Regions from separate parts of the Homo sapiens genome. Here region 2 is linked to region 1. A link is a loop called in an ENCODE intact Hi-C map of the cell type or tissue named here. Cell type or tissue: CD4-positive, alpha-beta T cell. All regions are shown on one strand. Links, peaks and the distances in the headings refer to the core of each region. The heading gives the core; the rest is flanking DNA. Region 1 has its middle 13 kb from the start of NUMB. Region 2 overlaps DCAF4 (DDB1 and CUL4 associated factor 4).

Region 1 (10,191 bases), core at 762-8,761:
AGTCGTCATGGAGACATGGGAATTTGTGTTGGATCTGAGATGGCACAAGATTTAGGCAGAGAGGAGGAGAGAGGACCTTCCAGGTAAGGGGAGGGATGGGAGAAAAGGCTGGGGGAAGGAAGGAGCTCAGCAAGGGTCCATGACAGCTCCTTTCCCCTCTCCTGTTTCCACAGTGGTTCCCAAGTTTCTTCACAACAGAAAAGCAGGCATCTGCTCTCCTTACTATCACGGTTTTGTTTCTTTGTGTTTTGTGTTTGTTGTTGTTGTTGTTGTTGTTTTTGAGACGGGGTCTCACTCTGTTGCCCATGCTGAAGTGTGGTGGTAAGATCTTGGCTCACTGCAACCTCAACCTTCTGGGCTCAAGTGACTCTCCCACCTCAGCCTCCTCAGTAGCTGGGACCACAGGCATGCACCACAACGCCTGGCTAATTTTTATATTTTTTGTAGAGATGGGGTCTCGCTATGCTGCCTAGGCCAGTCCCAAACTCCTGGGCTCAAATGATCTGCCCTCCTAAAGTGCTGGGATTACAGGCTTGAGCCACTGTGCCCAGCCATGTTTTTGTTAATCTTTTTTTTTTTTTTTTTTTTGAGATGGAGTCTCGCTCTGTTGTCCAGGCTGGAGTCGGGGTGGCATGATCTCGGCTCACTGCAACCTCCGCCTCTCAGGTTCAAGAGATTCTCCGCCCCAGCCTCCTGAGTAGCTGGGATTACAGGCGCATACCACATGCCCAGCTAATTTTTTGTAATTTTAGTAGAGACGGGGTTTCACCATGATGGCCAAGCTGGTTTCGAACTCCTGACCTCAAGTGAATCCGCCTGCCTTGGCCTCCCAAAGTGCTAGGATTATAGGTGTGAGCTACTGCGCCCAGCCTTGTTAATCTATTAACAAAATGTTATAATGACAAAATACTCCAGAAGTTCCACAAATCCTTTTATAAAGGGCCCTACCTGTCCTTCCTGGCTGAGGCATTTACAGGTGATTCTCACTTCTCACAAAGATAAATGTGTCAGGTGTTTCCTTTTCATTGCTCCTTTTGTCATCTTTCCTCTCCCTTCCTTCTGCCATACTCATTAACTCCACTGGTTGATTAGACAAGGGACTGATCCCTATCCTGCCGTAAAAGAAAGCTTCTGTTTGGACCAGCATGTGGGAGAAACATGCTGACCTTGCCTTAGTCAGGATCTAGAGAAATTTTTCATTTTTCAATCAAGGTTCATGTTTCCATTGGTTTACACGTTCCATCTAAGTTACCATCCCCCTTGTGAACCACGTCAGCCAGACCAACAGCAAAGTGGGGGTTGTGGGTCAGAAGGAAATCACCTGTGTTAGAATTTCCTCTCCCCTACCCTCACCCTGTCCCATCATTTCTTTGTTTTCTTTTTTTTTAAGGGACAGAGTTTCTCGCTCTTTCATCCAGACTGGAGTGCAGTGTTATGACCTTGGCTCACTACAACCTCCACCTCTGGTTTTCAAGTGATTCTCGCGCCTCAGCCTCCTGAGTAGCTGGGATTACCTGTGTGAGCCACCACACCCGGCTAATATTAATATTTTTTTAGTAAAGACAGGGTTTCACCATGTTAGCCAAGCTGGTCTCAAACTCCTGGCCTCAAGTGATCCACCTGCCTCAGCCTCCCAAAGTGCTGGGATTACAGGCATGAGCCACCCGCACCCAGCCTTCCCATCTTTTTTTTTTTTTTTTTTTTTTGAGCCGGAGTCTGGCTCTGTCGCCCAGGCTGGAGTGCAGTGGCGCGATGTCGGCTCACTGCAAGCTCCGCCTCCCGGGTTCACGCCATTCTCCTGCCTGAGCCTCCCGAATAGCTGGGACTACAGGCGCCTGCCACCGCGCTCAGCTAATTTTTTTGTGTTTTTAGCAGAGACGGGGTTTCACTGTGTTAGCCAGGATGGTCTCGATCTCCTGACCTCGTGATCCGCCCGCCTCGGCCTCCCAAAGTGCTGGGATTACAGGCGTGAGCCACCTCGCCCGGCCTCCCATCATTTCTTGATGGGCTATATTGTCAGCAAACATTTACCAAATACATAATTAGTAGTCATCATGGATATGCCAGCAAATATCACGTGGTTTTTCTGACTTTGGGGATTTGTTGTCTAATTGGATAAAATGGGCTTTTCTTGTTGGAGGCAGCAACAGAGCCTTTCAGAGGTCAAGAGCAAGCTGGTTACTCTTTTTTTTTTTTTTTTTTTTTTTTGAGACGGAGTCTTTGTTGCCCAGGCTGGAGTGCAGTGGCACGATCTCGGCTCACTGCAAACTCCGCCTCCCGGGTTCACGCCATTCTCCTGCCTCAGCCTCCCGAGTAGCTGGGACTACAGGGGCCCGCCACCAAGCTCGGCTAATTTTTTGTATTTTTGTAGTAGAGACGGGGTTTCAACGTGTTAGCCAGGATGGTGTCAATCTCCTGACCTCATGATCTGCCGGCCTCGGCCTCCCATGGTGCTGGGATTATAGGCGTGAGCCATCGCGCCCGGCCTCGTTACTCCTTTTTGAGACCCCAGTTATATTTTTAAAAATGAAGTGCCAAAACTCAATTTTAAAAAGTTTTGGTAGATTTTTAATGTGTATGCTTAAGGTTTTTGTTTGTTTGTTTTTGAGACAGAGTCTTGTGTCGCCCAGGCTGGAGTACAGTGGCACAGTCTTGGCTCACTGCAACCTCCACCTCCCAGGTTCAAGCCATTCTCCTGCCTTAGCCTCCTGAGTAGCTGGGATTACAGGTACCCACCACCATGCCCAGCTAATTTTTGTATTTTTAGTGTAGACGGGGTTTTGCCATGTTGGTCAGGCTGGTCTCAAACTCCTGACCTCAAGTGATCCACTCGCCTTGGCCTCCCAAAGTGCTGAGATTACAGGCATGAGCCACTGCACCTGGGCAAGTTATCATTTTTTAACACAAACAATTACAATGAGTTTCTTTTGAAATAATTTTTAAAAAATTGAAATTGACATGAATGTTCATAGCAACATAGGGAGACCCCCGTCTCTACAAAACATAAAAATACCAGCCTGAGCAACATGGCAAAACCCCATCTCTACAAAAAATACAAAGATAGCTGGGCATGGTGGCATGCACCTCTGGTCCCAGCTGAGCCCAGGAGTTCAAGGCTGTAGTGAGCTGTGATCATGCCACGGCATTCCAGCCTAGGCAACAAAGCAAGACCTTGTCTTAAAAAAAAAGAATCCAGAGAGAGGATCAGGCAGTTAGTGCCTTCATTAGACCACACTATCCCATCAACACCAAACTGTTGTTTGGAGGGCTTCAGCTCACAGCACCATGCAATTTCCTAACGCTTCTGAGTTTGAGACTCCCCTAGACAGAAGCTAAGTGGAGCACATCAGACTTCCAAAAGCCTCTGCAAAGCAACGTGGTATTGTGGGAAAATGGTAGATGCAAGTTCAAATAACCTACTGCTAATAATAAATGTGTGACTTTGTGAAAATTACTTTATCCTTCTGACTTTTACTTTCATCATTTGTAAAACGAGAAGAAGACTATCTCATGGGTCTCTTGCATGTGGTTCCCAACCAGGCTGCATGTTAAAATCGCAGTTTAAAAATGTGACAGCCTGAGTCACACCTCCTGCAAGTTAAATTGGTGTCTCCAAGGGTGAGATCCAGACACCAGTAGATTTTTAAAGCTTCACACGTCATTCTAATCTGCATCCAGGATTGAAAATCACTCGTGAAGCCAGGTGCGGTCGCTCACGCCTGTAATCCTAGAACTTTGGGAGGCTGAGGCAGGAGGATCACCTAAGGTCGGGAGTTCGAGACCAGCCTGATCAACATGGTGAAACCCCCATCTCTACTAAAAATACAAAAATTAGCCGTGCGTGGTGGCCAGCATCTGTAGTCCCAGCTACATGGGAGGCTGAGGCAGGAGAATTGCTTGAACCTGGGAGGCGGAGGTTGCAGTGAGCCAAGATCGCGCCACTGTACTCCAGCCTGGACGATAGAGTGAGACTCCGTTTCAAAAAAAAAAAAAAATCACTGGTGAGAATTAAATAATGTTACTGTACTTATGTAAATCAGGTGCCCTGTTAGTTCCTAGTCATTCCTCAATTTAAATTTCAAACCAGCAATTGACTGTGCTTTTGGTGTGTGTTCTAAAATTTTACCACTAGATGTCACTTTGACCATACAAGTTGGTTCTTGGAAGCTTCTGCTTCTCCGTTCTCAGAGTAACAACCATACAGCATCACCACAACCATTTGTTGAGCACCTGCTGAATGCCAGGCAGAGTGCCAATTTTCTTTCTTTTTTTTTTGAGACAGGGTCTCACTCTGTCGCCCAGGTTGGAGTGCAGTGGTGCAATCATGGCTCACTGTAGGCTTGACTTCCTGGGCTCAAAAATGATCCTCTTTCCTCAGCCTTCCCAGTAGCTGGGACTATAGGCACGCGCTCACCGCACCCAGCTAGTTTTTAATTTTTTTGTGGAGATGAGGTCTCCCTCTGTTTCCCAGGCTGGTCTCAAACTTGTGGGCTCAAGTGATCCTCCCATCTCAGCCTCCCAAAATGTTGGGATTACAGGCCACCATGCCCAGCTGCCAGTGATTCTTAGAACACATGACCTCCAGTCACATAACAACAAATAAGCAAGGTAGTTGTTATCCCAGTCATGAAAAAAGGGTTACAAATAATCTGTGACTTGTACAAAGATACACAGTTAGTGGCAGAACTGGGATTCCAGCTTCATTCATTCATTCACTCATTCAAAAACACTGAACAGGCTGGGTGCGGTGGCTCATGCCTGCAATTACTTCACTTTGGGAGGCCGAGGTGGGAGGATCAAGACCAGCCTAGGCAACATAGTGAGACTCCATCTCTACCAAAAAAAAAAAAAAATACAAAAATTAGCCAGGCATGATGGCACATGCCTGCAGTCCCAGCTACTCAGAGGCTGAGGTGGGAGGATCACTTGAGCTCAGGAGGCAGAGGTTACAGTGAGCCGAGATGGGGCCACTGCACTCCAGCGTGGGTGACAGAGCCAGACCCTGTCTCAAAATTAATTAATTAATTAAAATTTAAAAACACTGGGCCAGGCGCGGTGGCTCACGCCTGTAATCCTAGCACTTTGGGAGGCCGAGGCAGGTGGATTGCCTGAGATCAGAAGTTTGAGACCAGCCTGGGCAACATGGTGAAACCCCATCTCTACTAAAATACAAAAAATTAGCCGGGTGTGGTGGCAGATGCCTGTAGCCCCAGCTACTCGGGAGGCTGAGGCAAGAGAATTGCTTGAACCTGGGAGGCAGAAGTTGCAGTGAGCTGAGATCGCGCCACTGCACTCCAGCCTGTGACAGAGTGGGACTCTGTCTCCAAAAAAAAAAAAAAAAAATTTAAAACACTGAACACTTACTATGTGCAAGGTACTGTACCTGGTACTGGAAATTCAAAGATGAATATAGCATAGTTCTCATTCTCCAGATGTTCTTTTTTTTTTTTTCTTGAGACAGAGTTTCGATCTTGTTGCCCAGGCTGGAGTGCAATGGCGCAATCTTGGCTCACTGCAACCTCTGCCTCCTGGGTTCAAGCGATTCTCCTGCCTCAGCCTCCTGAGTAGCTAGGATTACAGGCATGCACCAGCACGCCCGGCTAATTTTGTATTTTTAGTAGAGACGGGGGTTTCCTCCATGTTGCTCAGGCCGGTCTTGAACTCCTGACCTCAGGATCTGCCTGCCTTGGCCTCCCAAAGTGCTGGGATTACTGGCGTGAGCCAACGTGCCCAGCCAGAAGTTCATTTTTAACCTTCACTTGTAGGTACATTTGAGAAGAAAAGGTAGGCACTTTTTTTATAGTTGTTCTTGGCCCCAGGGTAGCTCGGTCTTCGAAAGAACTTAAATGTTGTGTTCCTAAGAGGGTAGGATGACCCTTAGGTAGAGTTTTACACTGTATCCAGCCACTATGATAAAAGAATATTTTTGAGAGCTTATTAGGTAACTAAGAAGCTAGAGATCACATCTGGTCTGTTTTATCACTGCCTTATTTAATTATTTATATCCTCAGCAACAAACTATTGGCATTGGGTATGTAACTAATTTTTAATCAATAAATGTTTACTGAATAAACGAATTCCTAGTACTGTGTTAAACATTGTGCAAAAAGAGCCGTGACAGAAATATGTAAAGAAGCCTGCATCTGCCTAGGCGCGGCGGCTCATGCCTATAATCCCAGCAATATGGGAGCCTGAGGTGGGTGGATCACTTGAGGTCAGGAGTTCGAGACCAGCCTGGTCAATATGGGGAAACCCCATTTCTGCTAAAAGTACAAAAATTAGCTGGGCGTGGTGGTGCCTGCCTGTAATCTCAGCTACTCAGGAGGCTGAGGCAGGAAAATCGCTTGAACCCAGGAGGTGGAGACTGCAGTGAGCCGAGATCATGCCATTGCACTCCAGCCTGGGGAACAAAGAGAGATTCCATCTCAAAAAAAAAAAAAAAAGAGAAGAAAAGAAAAAAGAAGTCTGCATCTTATTCTTATAAGCAAATCTGAATATTTCCTTCCAAAAGTAGTACCTTGTTTTAAGTGCCTCCGCTGATTCATCCCTAAGGTGGGAAAGACTTAGAGATCTTGGAGAAGACTCTAAATGAGCCAGGGACCAGAGCATTATTATACTGCTTGATTTGATCTGTAGATTCAGGGTCTAATGACTGCTCTGGAGTTTGTTCTTATGTTGCAGGTATACAGCTGTATCTGTTTGAGTTGTCATTCATCAACCAAGCAGTTTGACAATTAGGACCGTAAGGATGACCAGGCTGGGTCAGACCTATCCAGCAGGTTAAAGGTTATTCAAGTTATTCAAGTAGTGGTCCTCAAACCTGGTTATAAATCAGAATCACCTGGGGGAGCTTTGCAACTATATACAGACCCCACTCCAACCTACTGAGTTGGAATACTAGGACCTAGGAGAGAGACATGAGACTTTCACATAGGACTAGGGTTGAAAATGAGTAGTTCAAGATCCATCCAGTTTTACTCATATATGGCTCTGCAATTCATAAATGTTGCCCTGATTTTTTTTCTGTATTCTGATTGTATTCCCTCCCTGGGTAATGAGTGCCATGCATTTACTACCTACAGTTTGGAGTAGTCTTCCTTTATATTGGTCCTAAGCTTAACTCTCCTGGAACTTTGTAAGAGACATTGAAACCTAAGATTTGGGGATTTGAGAGATGAGTTCATGTTGATCTTACGCATGCCACTTGTAATATTATAGGTTGAGCTCTCCCACAGAGCTTGCTTAGCAGTCACATGCCCATTCTTGAGATTTTTCTTATTTCACAAGGAGCTCTGGCTTTATCGAGATCCATTCTGCACCATCTAGACAACCTTTGTCCACTTCGTGCAATAGGAGAAAAATAATATCTGTTCCTCTGATGATTGTGACCCAGGATGATTGCAGCTTAGGTCATTCAGGACAGGTAAGCACTTATTGCCAGCTTAGATTAAAGTCCTGTTCTGAGTCTAGTTAGCCTGTTAGCTTTGGAGAGACCAGGAAGGGAAATATTCTTGCATTTAAGGGCTCAAACACAAATGTATTCATTTGGAATGATAATCTAGATGGTTCATAGAACAGAGACCAGAAGAGGGAGTCAAGTGGAAGTATTTGTGGTAAAGTATAGAAGGGAATAAATAGAGAAGGAAAATACTAGGGTCATGTGCCTATGTACCTGCCAAATAGAAAGAAAAAAGATCTGGTTTAAGCACATCACATTCCTTTAAAAAAAAAAAAAAAGGCTAAGTGTTTGGAGATGAAGAGCCACAATTGGGGTGATCATTTGGGAATCTCCAAGTATTCTTTGGTGAATTAATGTTTCTAAGTTGCCTTATGCACACGTGAAAGAGAGAAAGAGAGGAGAGAAAGGGAGAAGTGTCATCAGGTCATAGCCTGTAGATCATCACCCTAGGCAAGTTAGGCCTGGCTAGAATCAGTCTGCATAGATAACTGGCTGGAGCCTGGTTGGAAATTTCTATACTCCAGTGATGAGATTTCTGGTTGTATTCCTAAGGGACCTCACAATTGACCCTGTTCTCAATTGATGCTATTAAAAAACTGGTCTTCAGGAATTGGTCCGCCCAAGATGAAAATACTGTAGACTCTGATTCCAATATAGGAGCTCAAAGATGCTCCGGCTGCTCTATGATCAGCCCTCAAAGTAATGATAGCTTTTTCTGGCATTTCCTTTCATCTAGAGATTTCAAAGTATCTCCTAAACATGTGCCCATCCCATAGGCAGCTGATGAAGCCACATCTCTGACATTCATCTTTCACCCCGGTCCTCCCCACAAATTGGAGACTGAGCTAGATATAGAGTGTGGGCCTCTGATTCAAGGTCTCACACTGAACGCCCACTCTCTCTCTCTTTGCTACCCAGTCTTAGGCAGTTTGTGGTTCTCCCACAGGGCGTAGCTCTGTGTAGGGGCCTGTGTATCAGATCTGCCTGCTTCTTTGCTGTCATCACCTCCTACTATTTACATTTCTGGGTTCCCTGGTGTCTCCGCAACTGGGCTGTGCCTTAGCTGTTCTGTATGTGAGAACTGTTGGAGAACCTCCAAGGATTCTTCATGTCTTGTCATCCTTCATCCCAATTCATACCCCCCACCCATGTGTCCCACCTCCCCCCAGCCAGCAAAGTACAGTCCTGTGCCCTTTGGTTTCTTCTTCCTCCTCCTCTCTCTCTATCCTCAACTTCCATTGGCAGAAGAAAGAGGAGCCACAGACCATGAGCTTGTAAGAGAGAGAGGAGTGGGAAGGAAGAGTCTTTTCTCTTGGGTTGCCTTTTTGTTCCCAGGGAGGGGGCCAAGACCATGAACCTTGGCCTCCGCGGGAGGAGGAGATTAGCAGGATGAGTCTTTACCTCCATCACCCATCCTCAGGGTGCTGCTGACTTGTTTCCGCTGGAGGCGGGATGACTCAGCGCAGACCCTTGATGGGGAAATCTGTCTCAGAGGCTGAAAGGAAAGCAACAGAGGGCCACCACTGGCCTTGTTCTTTAATTTAATTTTCATATCAGAAAGACTTCATTGAGTTTGGGGAAATGGAGCTTAATTCTCCCTGTTCCCCAGTGTTGGCAACTCCGAAAAGAATTTCCCAAAGGAATGACCCTGTCCACAGGAGTCCAAGAGAGATGGGCAGTGGGGTTCCAAATTCAGAGTGCGGGGATAGCCCCCCACCTGGAGGAGACCTTTATTTAGTCATACTCCACCACTGTGCTTTTGCCTACTAAATACTATAACCACCGGTGATCATTATGTGATAATTAGCACAGGCCTTTTTTATAACTCCCAGAGCACTACCCCAAAATAAGTGATTGTGTCAGGTGGCAAGGCTACTCCTAGAGACAATTCCTGACTCACTCATTCATTCACTAAATATTTAGTGAACTACTGTGGGCCAGGCCCTATGCTAGGCAGCCATGAGCAGGAAGGTTGTTGTCCCTGGTATTACAGTGCCGACATGTTGCTGGATGGCTAGGCACTGAGCAAGTTTACCCACGGGATATGTGTATCCAAAGTGGAAATGCAGTGTGTATAAGAGGGGCACCCAACTCAATGTGGCTGGGAGAGGGATAACAGGAAGCCTCCCCTATAATAGTAACTTTGAAGATGAGATCTGTAGGAGAGGCAGGAGCTAGCAAATGGAATCCAACTTAGGGTAAACCTATGCTATTTGTATGAGTTCCCCAAAACTTAAAGTTAAACCCAAAGTTGCCTCTTCATATAAACCCTCCAAAGTAACTAATAGGCTATGCCAGCTACAGTGCAGCCAACTCTACTTCCGTACAACGTGATGCTACTTTGGAAAAGTGTGAAATCCTACTTAAGTGGAAGGTGTAATTATTGCAGAGTATTTCAGGGAGGAAGATGGCACCAGGGAAATAGGCATGAAAATCAGGTTCTTCTATTATTTCCACAACCTGGTCTAATTCTCCATGCCCTTGGGATGGCCTGGGTCTGTGATAGGAAATATGTTTTTCTGTCTCTATTTGAGCAACAACATCCTTCTTATCAGCTGCTCCAATGAGGAAGACACTGATGTCCTTTTGCAGGAAACTAACAGGAAAAGAAAGAAAGCTTACCACTAAATACACATCCTGAGGGTGAAATGAAATGACTGCAGTGTAGGAAAGGGCTGAATAAATAAATACACCATTCCTATTGTATAGTCAGACTTCCTGGGGGCGAGTCC
Region 2 (9,227 bases), core at 1-8,000, 520 kb after region 1:
GTGGTGAGCTGAGATCGTGCCATTGCACTCCAGCCTGGGCAATAAGAGCAAAACTCCGTCTCAAAAAAAAAAAAAAAAAAAAGACAAGACAAGACATAAAACAATCCAGTACCCCAGAGGCCTCCCTCACATCCCTTTCCCAATTACTACCTCCCCAAAGGGTACTGTGAGCCTGACCTCCAACACTAAAAATTACTTTTGTAAGACAAATTCTGAAACTGTCTGCCTCAGTTTCCTTATCTGTAAAATGGTGGTAAGACACACTCCTGCCTCATAAGCTTGCTGTGCAATGAAATACCAGGCACTGGGCTAAATGTGCATGATCTCACCTAATTCTCCACGGATGTGGACTGAGAAGGCCCTGTCCACTTTAGAGAGGTTCAACATTCCATTCAAGTTGGCAAGGGGCAGAGCTGGGATTCGTGCCAGGTCTGCCTGAAGCCCACACTCTTAAGAGGCCTCTCACCCTGGTCTTATTGATCCTAATTTTCTGATAGACTGAAATGTAATATCCAGAATGCTGTCAGGAAGGAGGAGTCAAATTGCCTTAACGTAGGCAGACTGTTAAGTATCCCTGATAGCACCTGAGGTGCTTTGGACCTTCAGAGGTGTTTTCTGAATGATGTGCACGGGCGTCCGAATCTGTTCTGAGCTCACGCTGGTTTACATGCGTGTTAAGTCTGCTCTGGCTGCTGAAATGACTGAAATGGCCCAAGATGGGTAAAAAGGGGCAGATGCTGTAAAAAAAACACATGCTTCTGGTACTAACCCTGGGACAGGCTTAGGGAATCCTCCCACAGTGCCTCTGCAGCGGCCCCATACTTCTCTCTAAGCCACCCCCACACAGCTCTCGGGAGACAGAGGACAGATTTCTTTAAAGGAGGAGAACCCTGTACCTGGGTGACTATTGACGAACAGTGATGCTGGGAGCAGGGTGGCACAGCCTGGAGTCTCTGCGAGTCCCATGAGGCATAGCCTGGAAAAAGCTGTTAAGGACAGTTAGGCACAAGGCTCCCCTCTGGGAGGAGGCATGGACATTTACCCTTCAGAAAGTCATACGGCACACAACCTAGGCCAGAGTAACCCCCACCGTCCAGATTCAACATGCGTTTACACTGCCCACATTTACCTTCAGATGTTTTTTTTTTGTTTGTTTGTTTTTGAGACGGAGTTTCGCTCTTGTTGCCCAGGCTGGGGTGCAATGGCGCGATCTCGGCTTACCGCAACCTCTGCCTCCCAGGTTCAAGCGATTCTCCTGCCTCGGCTTCCTGAGTAGCTGGGATTACAGGCATGTGCCACCACGCCCGGGTAATTTTGTATTTTTAGTAGAGACGGGGTTTCTCCAAGTTGGTCAGACTCGTCTCGAACACCCGACCTCACGTGATCCGCCCGCCTCGGCCTCCCAAAGTGCTGGGATTATAGGGGTGAGCCATCGTGACTGGCCAGCTTCAGATGTTTTTTAAAGGGAAAAACAAATCAGATATAGTTAAAAGCTGGGTGTGGTGGCTCCTGCCTATGTAATCCCAGCACTTTGGGAAGCTGAGGCAGGAGGATCACTCGAGTCCAGGAGTTCGAGACCAGCCTGGGAAACACAGCAAAACCTTGTCTCTACAAAAAATACAAAAACTAGCTGGGCGTGGTGGTGTGTGCCTGTAGTACCAGCTCCTTGGGAGGCTGAGGTGGGAGGATTGCTTGAGCCTTGGAAGTCAAGGCTGCGGTGAGCTGTGATCATGTGACCGCACTCCAGCCTGGGTGACAGAGTAAGACCATGTCTCAAAAATAAAATACTATTAAAAAGCCCAAAAAGCCCTCTCTGATCCCTCCCTAGTCCAATTCTCCCTTCTCCTCTACTCAGAGAGAACTGCTCTTCTCAAATTGGTGTAAGTTCTTCTAAGCCATGCTGTATTTCCACTACATATATTTGTCAATAAATAACACAAAGCAGCTTTTGTTTAAAAAAAAACATACAGAAATGGCATTGCATGGAATATCTCACTACCAGCCCTTAAAATTTCTGCTTATCTGAATGGGTACCAGGTGATACCTCACTGTTATTTAAATTTGCATTTCCCTGACTACATGTGGGTGTCTCTGTTCACATGAGCATAGTCGTTGGAGTTCCCTCTCTGACCTGCCCCTTTATACCCTTGCCTACGTGTGTGTCTTTTGACTGACGCGGTTCCTCTCCTTTTCCCCTCATAGCCAAACTTTGTTCCAGAGGAGCCTGTATTTATTCTCATTCCCTTGCCTTTCCTCCACTGAAATCCAGGCCTGACCCTCACCTTCCCAGAGAAATGTTCTCATCAGTCTTCAATGAGCCTCTGGTTTCTAAATCTGATGGAAACATTCCAGTTCTGCCCTATGGCCATGTAGCCCAATTTCTACTACACACTCCTTGGCCTCAACCCACCACTCTCTGGGAGGTCTATCCTGGCCTTCTCCTATCACAAGATGCCCGGGCTAGAGCCTGCACCTGCCTCTTGGTGCCCTTCCCTCCACTCCTGATACCTCGTTTCACGCCCTCACCACCGCCCTTAGTCTTGCAGCAGCTTCTGTCTGAGGACTTGCTCTCGTCCGTCTATCCCCCAACAATGCCACCAAAGGAATCATTTTCAAAAATGACTCCACAATCACAACCCCCTGGGACCTCCCACAGCCCTGAGCGAGCATTCAGTCTTGAAAGGCCCTGCTCCCTAGCCAGAGACATCATGAATATCAAACTGCTGCCAAACATACCAAGCTTTCTCCCAACTCCTCCTATTAGGGGTCCCTGGCCTCTTCCTGCCCTCATGGGTCTCCCTCCAGGAAGGTGGCTGCAATCCCTCCTGCATGCAGCTTTCCTCCTACACTGAGGACTTGTGGAGCTGCCTGTCTCTATCTCCTTGCAACTGCATATACTCGATAGGTGTTGTCTGAATGACCACACATATTCCTCACTGGAAAATGTAAATATCTGAAAAGCAATCATGTAACTTTTAAAAATCTTCTTAAACATTTTATTTTTATATACATTTTTTGAGATGGAGTCTTGCTCTTTCGCTCAGGCTGGAGTGCAGTGGCGCAATCTTGGCTCACTGCAACCTCTGTCTCCCGGGTTTTCAAGCAATTCACCTGCCTCAACTTCCCGAATAGCTGGGATTACGGGTGCGTGCCACCACACCTGGCTAATTTTTGTATTTTTAGTAGAGATGGGGTTTCACCATGTTGGCCAGGCTGGTCTTGAACTCCTGACCTCAAGTGATCCGCCTGCCTCAGCCTCCCAAAGTGCTGGGATTATGGGAATGAGCCACTGTGCCCAGTCACTTTTCTCTTTTTTAAGAGACAGGGTCTCTCTCTTTCACCCAGGCTGGAGTGCAGTAGTGTGATCACAGCTCACTGCAGCTTTGAACTCTGGGGCTCAAATGATCCTCCTGCCTCAGCTTCCTGAGTACCTGGAACTAAAGGCATGCACCATGATGCTCAGCTAATAGAATTTTATTATTATTTTTTTTGTAGAGAGGTCTTTCTGTATTGCCCAGGCTGGTCTCAAACTCCTGGCCTCAAGCAATCCCCCAACTTTGGCCTCCCAAAATGCTGAGATTACCGGTGGGAGCCACCATGCCTGGCCAGGTGACATTCTTGACTATCTGAGTATGTGATGTGTATGTGACATACCGCTCTGGGTAGTAAGCTCCAAATTAAGTATCTCCAGGATATACCAGGTGCTGAAACTGTAAATGAGAACACCACCACCAAATAAACTTATTTTGCTTCTGGGTTTGGAAGGCAAGGAAGTGAAGAAAGTGGGATGTGCATGTTAGTTACTGTTGCTGAATCTCAGCTTATTTATACTCAAACTTTGAGTACTTACGGAGCCAGGCTAAGATTTAATCCTTTGACAGGCCACAGGTTAACTAAGGGCCCAATAAGTGTAGAAAGAATTCCATCTAACTTCCCACCACTCTTGCAGGAAAAATGCAGAGTGCAGGTCTGAACAAAGTACCATTTTTCTAAAGGGAAAAAGTTACCTGAACTTCTGAAGCAGCACAAAAAATCTTCAGCACAAAAGCCCGAAGGCTACCAGAAATGGCCACCAGAGGGCGAGCCACTGATGAAGCTACAACAGACCATCCATCCCTTTAAGTCCAATTACATGGATTTTTTTTTCCTCTCCTTAGCCCACAGAAACGAGAATACCATGCTGTTTTAAGACTGGAAATGTGAGTGAGGTTCTTGTTTTTGCTTTCTGCAGAGCTTGGCCTCTTTAGCCCTCTGGTTAGATCATCATAGTAACATGTGGTCAGTCCCATTGGCCTACAGAACCCCATCAAATGAAAGCCACATAAAATTTGCAATTTAGAGAACACACATAGTTTGATGCCTTATATAAATTTATAATCAGGTCGCTAATGTATTTAGGCTCTATGACCCTTTGAAATGTAAGCTGGGTGTGGTGGTGCATACCTACAGTCCCAGTGACTTGGGAGGCTAAGGCAGGAGGATCACTTGAGCCCAGGAGTTCTAGGCTGGAGTGAGCTATGATTGTACCACTGCACTCCAGCCTGGGTGACAGGGCAAGACCCCTTTCTCTGAAAAAAATTAAAATCCAAAAAAACTCCTTTGAAATACAGTGCTGTGAAACAAATAAAATTTACAAAAAAGATCCTGATTCAGTTATCATTTGTCGAGGACCAATGATGTCCAGAAACTGCTAGGTGCCTTCACAGGAGTTAACTAATGTTAATCTCACCACAACTCAGGAAGTAGGTGTGAGGTACAATGAGTAGTCACATTGTTTCCAGAACACATTTAATAAGAGAATGAACCAAGGACAAGAGTCATTAACATGTGGTTTTGGGTGAGTCAAGTCTTGTGCCATATCAACAGCCCCCAAGGGTCCCAGAGGCCAGGGACCACGACACTGTACTACCGTGCTCTCAGCAAAGTGGCTCTGCTTGCTCTCCGGGAAGGCAGAGACTAGTGTGATGAGTGCTCTAAAAAGCTGTTGCCAGCAGGGACCTGAGGCCCAGAGCCCACAGACCCATGTCCACTGCCAAAGGAACCCCCTCTCTGACCTTGCCCTCAGCTTCCCCTAGGAGGACCCTGCTCTCCTGACCACTGTTTTCCTCCCTGGCCTCAGGAGGAGCTGGGCTTCCTCCCCAAGGCTGTGCTGCTCCTTTCTGCCTTGTTCCTCTGCTACCACACCAGCCCTCCGGCAGGAATACTGGGTCTGTGTAGTGAACCCAGAGCCTCCCGTCACACGCCACAGTGGCAGAGTGAGCCGGCCTTGGAGTCAGACTGCCTGAGTTCCCATTCTGTCTCCACCACATGCATGTGAAGGCCCAGACAGTGTCTGCCACACAGTGACATCAATGTCACCTTGAGAAACAGCCATGATGGGACCTCAGCTGCTTCTCTGTGCTCCACGGGCATCCTTGTGTTCTATCCAGGTACGCTGCTTTTTTTTCTAAAGCGTGAGATGTAAGTGCACAAGGGTCTAGTCCTCTGGTCACTAAGATGCCATGTCATGAAGCCCACAGATACCCAGGTCCAACGTCAGGGTGTGGCCTGCCCACCAAACCTCTTCCTCTGCCAAAGGATACAGAATGTGGGAATCCAAGTGATTCAGCGAGGCCCAGCACACCGAATTCACCTGGTGAGGAAGCACACAGCGAGATGGAAAGTTATTCTACAGTAATATGCTTTCCTGTGGAATAACATGTGGGGACACAGACGTGTGACTTCTCTCTTCACGTCCTGCTCCTCTTCAAATGGGCTGGAACAAGCATTCTGAGGGTGGGGCTTAAGCAGGACAGGAAGTAACCTCAAGCCTGAGTCCTTCAACAGACCCACAGGGAGACATCTGGTCTATCTGGCATACCCTCTGGGCAGGGCTGAATTTTCTACAATGGCAGGAGATAAGCCGAACTCTGAAGGTGTATCTCACTTCACCCAGAAGCCATTTTCAACCTGTATCCATCTTGCAGCTTATGCTTCAACTGAATAGCAAGTCACAGCTTCTCACGGATGCCGCCATCACCCCACTGCAACTTAAAGGTTGCTCCCTAGACAGCAAGCTCCTCTTATTTGTTTAAGCCTCAGTGCTGGCTGCGGCCTGGCTGGATGACGCATCACTCTGACACACAGGGCAGGACCCCTCCCATGCAGGCCACAGTCACTGTCGCCCATTTCCAAGGAACTCTGTGCCCTGGTGTGGGCCCTTCCAGATCAACTCCTGGACCCCTGGAGGGACGGTCCTGAGGACCAGTTAAACAAGCGCTGCTTCAACCTACCCCAACCATCTCATTTCACTTTCTTTTCCAAGACAAGAAACTCCTGGAGTCCTTTTCTTTCCCTATGGGTTCTCAGCAACCATAAATCCATTTTTTTGAGACAGGGTCTCGCTCTGTTACCCAGGTTGGAGTGCAGTGGCACGATCATGGCTCACTGCAGCCTTGATCTCCTGGGCTCAGGTGATCTTCCCACCTCACCTCCCCCCGAGCCCCCAAGCAGCTGGGACTACAGGTGCGCGCCACCACACTCAAATAATTTTTTTTTTTTTTTTTTGTAGAGACAAGGTTTCACCATGCATGTTATGCTGCCCAGGTTGGTCTGAAACTCCTAGGCTCAAGTAAAAAATCAAGTCTTATGGAAAAATGAGGTAAGTATGCTCTGCCCTCTTCCCCAGTTGCTCTCCTCTACCCTGAATTTGGCCAACTACCCCCAGGGTCAAGTGTGCAGAGAGGCTACAGGGATGGGCAACGTACCTTCCGGTTGGTGAAGTAGAGGTTTTCGTGCATGAACACCTTGAGCGTAGGGGTCTTCAGACTTTGCAGGTTGATGATACCATACTTGGAGCCTCCAACTTTAACATCGTTCACTGTGAAGAGCCGGTCACTGTTGGTATCTGCCTGGAGAAGGGAAGGGGGCAGTGGGTGACGTCCCAGGCTGCGCCTGGTGGACTGCCTAAGAGGGACCTGCCCGTCTCTCCTGGCCCCCATGCTCTGTGCATTTTCACTAGGTGAGAGTTCCTCTCCATGAGCGAGAGTGGAGATGACCTCACTTTCCCCAACTTAGTGCAGCCATGTCTGGGCAAAGCCAGCACGTGTCTGATCTAACAATTCAAGAGGAAGGATGAGAATGGCAGTGAGGGGACATGGCCAGAAAGTCTGAGGTCTGCATGAGGACCTCACTCAGAAGTGGGTTTGGGAGAGCCCTAGCATCCACCCAGAGGAATGTGTCATGTGCCATCACGAAGGCTGTGGCGCAATAGGAAAAATGCTAGTTCCTATTACATAGGCACTATTTTTTTTTTTTTTTACCACCATGAAAAAAAAATTGCATTGAATAAAACGTGCAATAGAAAAAGACTGCATTCAAATGTAGGCTATTTTTTTTTAAGAGGTGGGGTCTCACTGTTGTCACCCAGGCTGGAGTGCAGTAGCATGATCATGGCTTATGATAACCCTGAACTCCTGGGCTCAAGTGATCTTCTCTCCTCAGCCTCCTGAGCAGCTAGGACTACAGGCATGAACCACTGTGCCTGGCTACTTTTATATTTTTTTGTAGAGATACGGTCTCGCTATGTTGTCCAGGCTGGTCTTGAACTTCTGGCCTCAAGTGATCCTTCTGCCTCAGCCACCCAAAGTGCTGGGATTACAGGTGTGAGGCACCATGCCTCGCTCAGGATGTGGGCTAATTTTTTTGAGAGGGAGTCTTACTCTGTCGCCCAGGCTGAAGTACAGTGGCACCACCTCAGCTTGCTGAAATCTCCGACTCCCAGGTTCAAGCTATTCTCCCACCTCAGCCTCCTGAGTAGCTGGGACTACAGGTGCGCACCACCACACCCAGCTGATTTTTGTATTTTTAGTAGAGATGTGGTTTCACAATGTTGGTCAGGCTGGTCTCGAACTCCTGACCTCAAGTGATCCTCCCATCTCAGCCTCCCAAAGTGCTGGGATTACAGGTGTGAGCCACCACACCTGGCCCTATTTTTTTCTCTTGAGACAGAGTCTTGATTGGTTGCCCAGGCTGGAGTGTGGTGGCACAATCATGGCTCACTGCATCTTTGATTTCCCAGGATCAAGTGATACTCCCACCATAGCCTCCCGAGTAGCTGGGACTATATGCACACACCACCATGCCCAGCTAATTTATATTTTTTTGTAGAGACGGGGTTTACCCACGTTGCCTAGGCTGGTCTCAAACTTTTGGGCTCAAGTGAACCACCTGCTGAGGCCTCCCAAAATGCTGGGATTACAGGCATGAACCACTGTGCCAGATGTGGGCTATTTTAAGCTTTTCTTTTCTCATTTTAAAACATGATGTGGTTAATTGCTATTTCAAAGCAAAAACTCCACATATTTATGTGTTTTGTATATATTAATAAATACAGACCCACACACGAGTTTGGACGTTGGTTTTGGTGAAACTGTACCAACGTTGTAAGTTTACTCAGGAAGAAGTTATGTTCCCAGAAGAATCATTGAGACTAGACTCAGATCTGAAAAACTGCTCTCCAGGTGCCAAGCCACTTTCTGGCCCTGCGGTCACACCGGCCAGCCAGAGTCACGGTAACTTTGGGTGATGGAGACGACCTACCACACGTAAAGCCTGGGTCAGGAGAGAGGAAGCATGAGGGTCGAGATGTCCAGGCTTGTGAACAGTGGCCTGTGCATCACCAGACCCCACACACCAATGACCCCCACCGTCCCCACCCACTTTACCCCAGGGAAGGGGCTGCTGAGGGGAACCAACCACAAGAGACGATTCTACTCATTCAGTCAAACCATACCCCCAAGCACACATGGAGAGAAAAGCCACATGGGAGAATGTGGGCCCGGTCCCCAACACCCCTTACATGGAAGGGCCCTGCTGTGGCGGTCTCCTGGGGCAGGAGGATGCAGTATCAACCTCCAGGGTCAATCTCTAGCATCGGCCTCCAGTCCCACCAGCAGATGACCGAGTCCAGATGCTCCTGCCTCTGTATCCTCCTCTCACTCTCCCTGGCTTTCCCTCAGCCTCCAGGAAGGATAGGGCTTGCCGGGCAGGCCCTGCTCTTACGTGGTCCATCGAAAGGTCAGGGACCTTTGTTTGCAGTGGTCCTTCTAGCTCTCTGCCAACCTTTCCCTGGCCCCTGGGTTTAAGCGGCTGACCTTGGCTTCCAGCTTGGGTCCAACCCAAACCAGAGAAGGCCTTTCACCCCCTGCAAATGATGTAATGGAGGTGTGTTGATGGGAGGTGCCACT

Evidence for each region. A loop is a pair of places that touch in the nucleus more often than their neighbours do. Peaks named below come from ENCODE experiments on the same cell type or tissue, not always from the same donor. Only the 100,000 strongest peaks of a DNase experiment are listed, where the experiment ranks them.
Region 2: it touches region 1 in a loop (12-fold over the local background); 2 of 110 quality-filtered maps call a loop at or near these places.

Annotation. Positions count from the first base shown.
Region 1 is chr14:73,466,229-73,476,419 of GRCh38, reverse strand. No RefSeq gene overlaps it. Among named protein-coding and RNA genes, the nearest start is that of NUMB, 13 kb to the right of the region's middle. In CD4-positive, alpha-beta T cell, for the core only: a CTCF peak has its summit at 4,123 (motif pointing right); a DNase peak (open chromatin) is centred at 4,149.
Region 2 is chr14:72,943,547-72,952,773 of GRCh38, reverse strand. DCAF4 (DDB1 and CUL4 associated factor 4) reads right to left here. Exons shown (of 14, transcript NM_015604.4): 7 at 6,747-6,890; 8 at 5,583-5,632; 9 at 897-976. Among named protein-coding and RNA genes, the nearest start is that of TRC-GCA8-1, 15 kb to the left of the region's middle. In CD4-positive, alpha-beta T cell, for the core only: CTCF peaks have their summits at 3,860 and 4,071 (motif pointing right); a DNase peak (open chromatin) is centred at 4,083.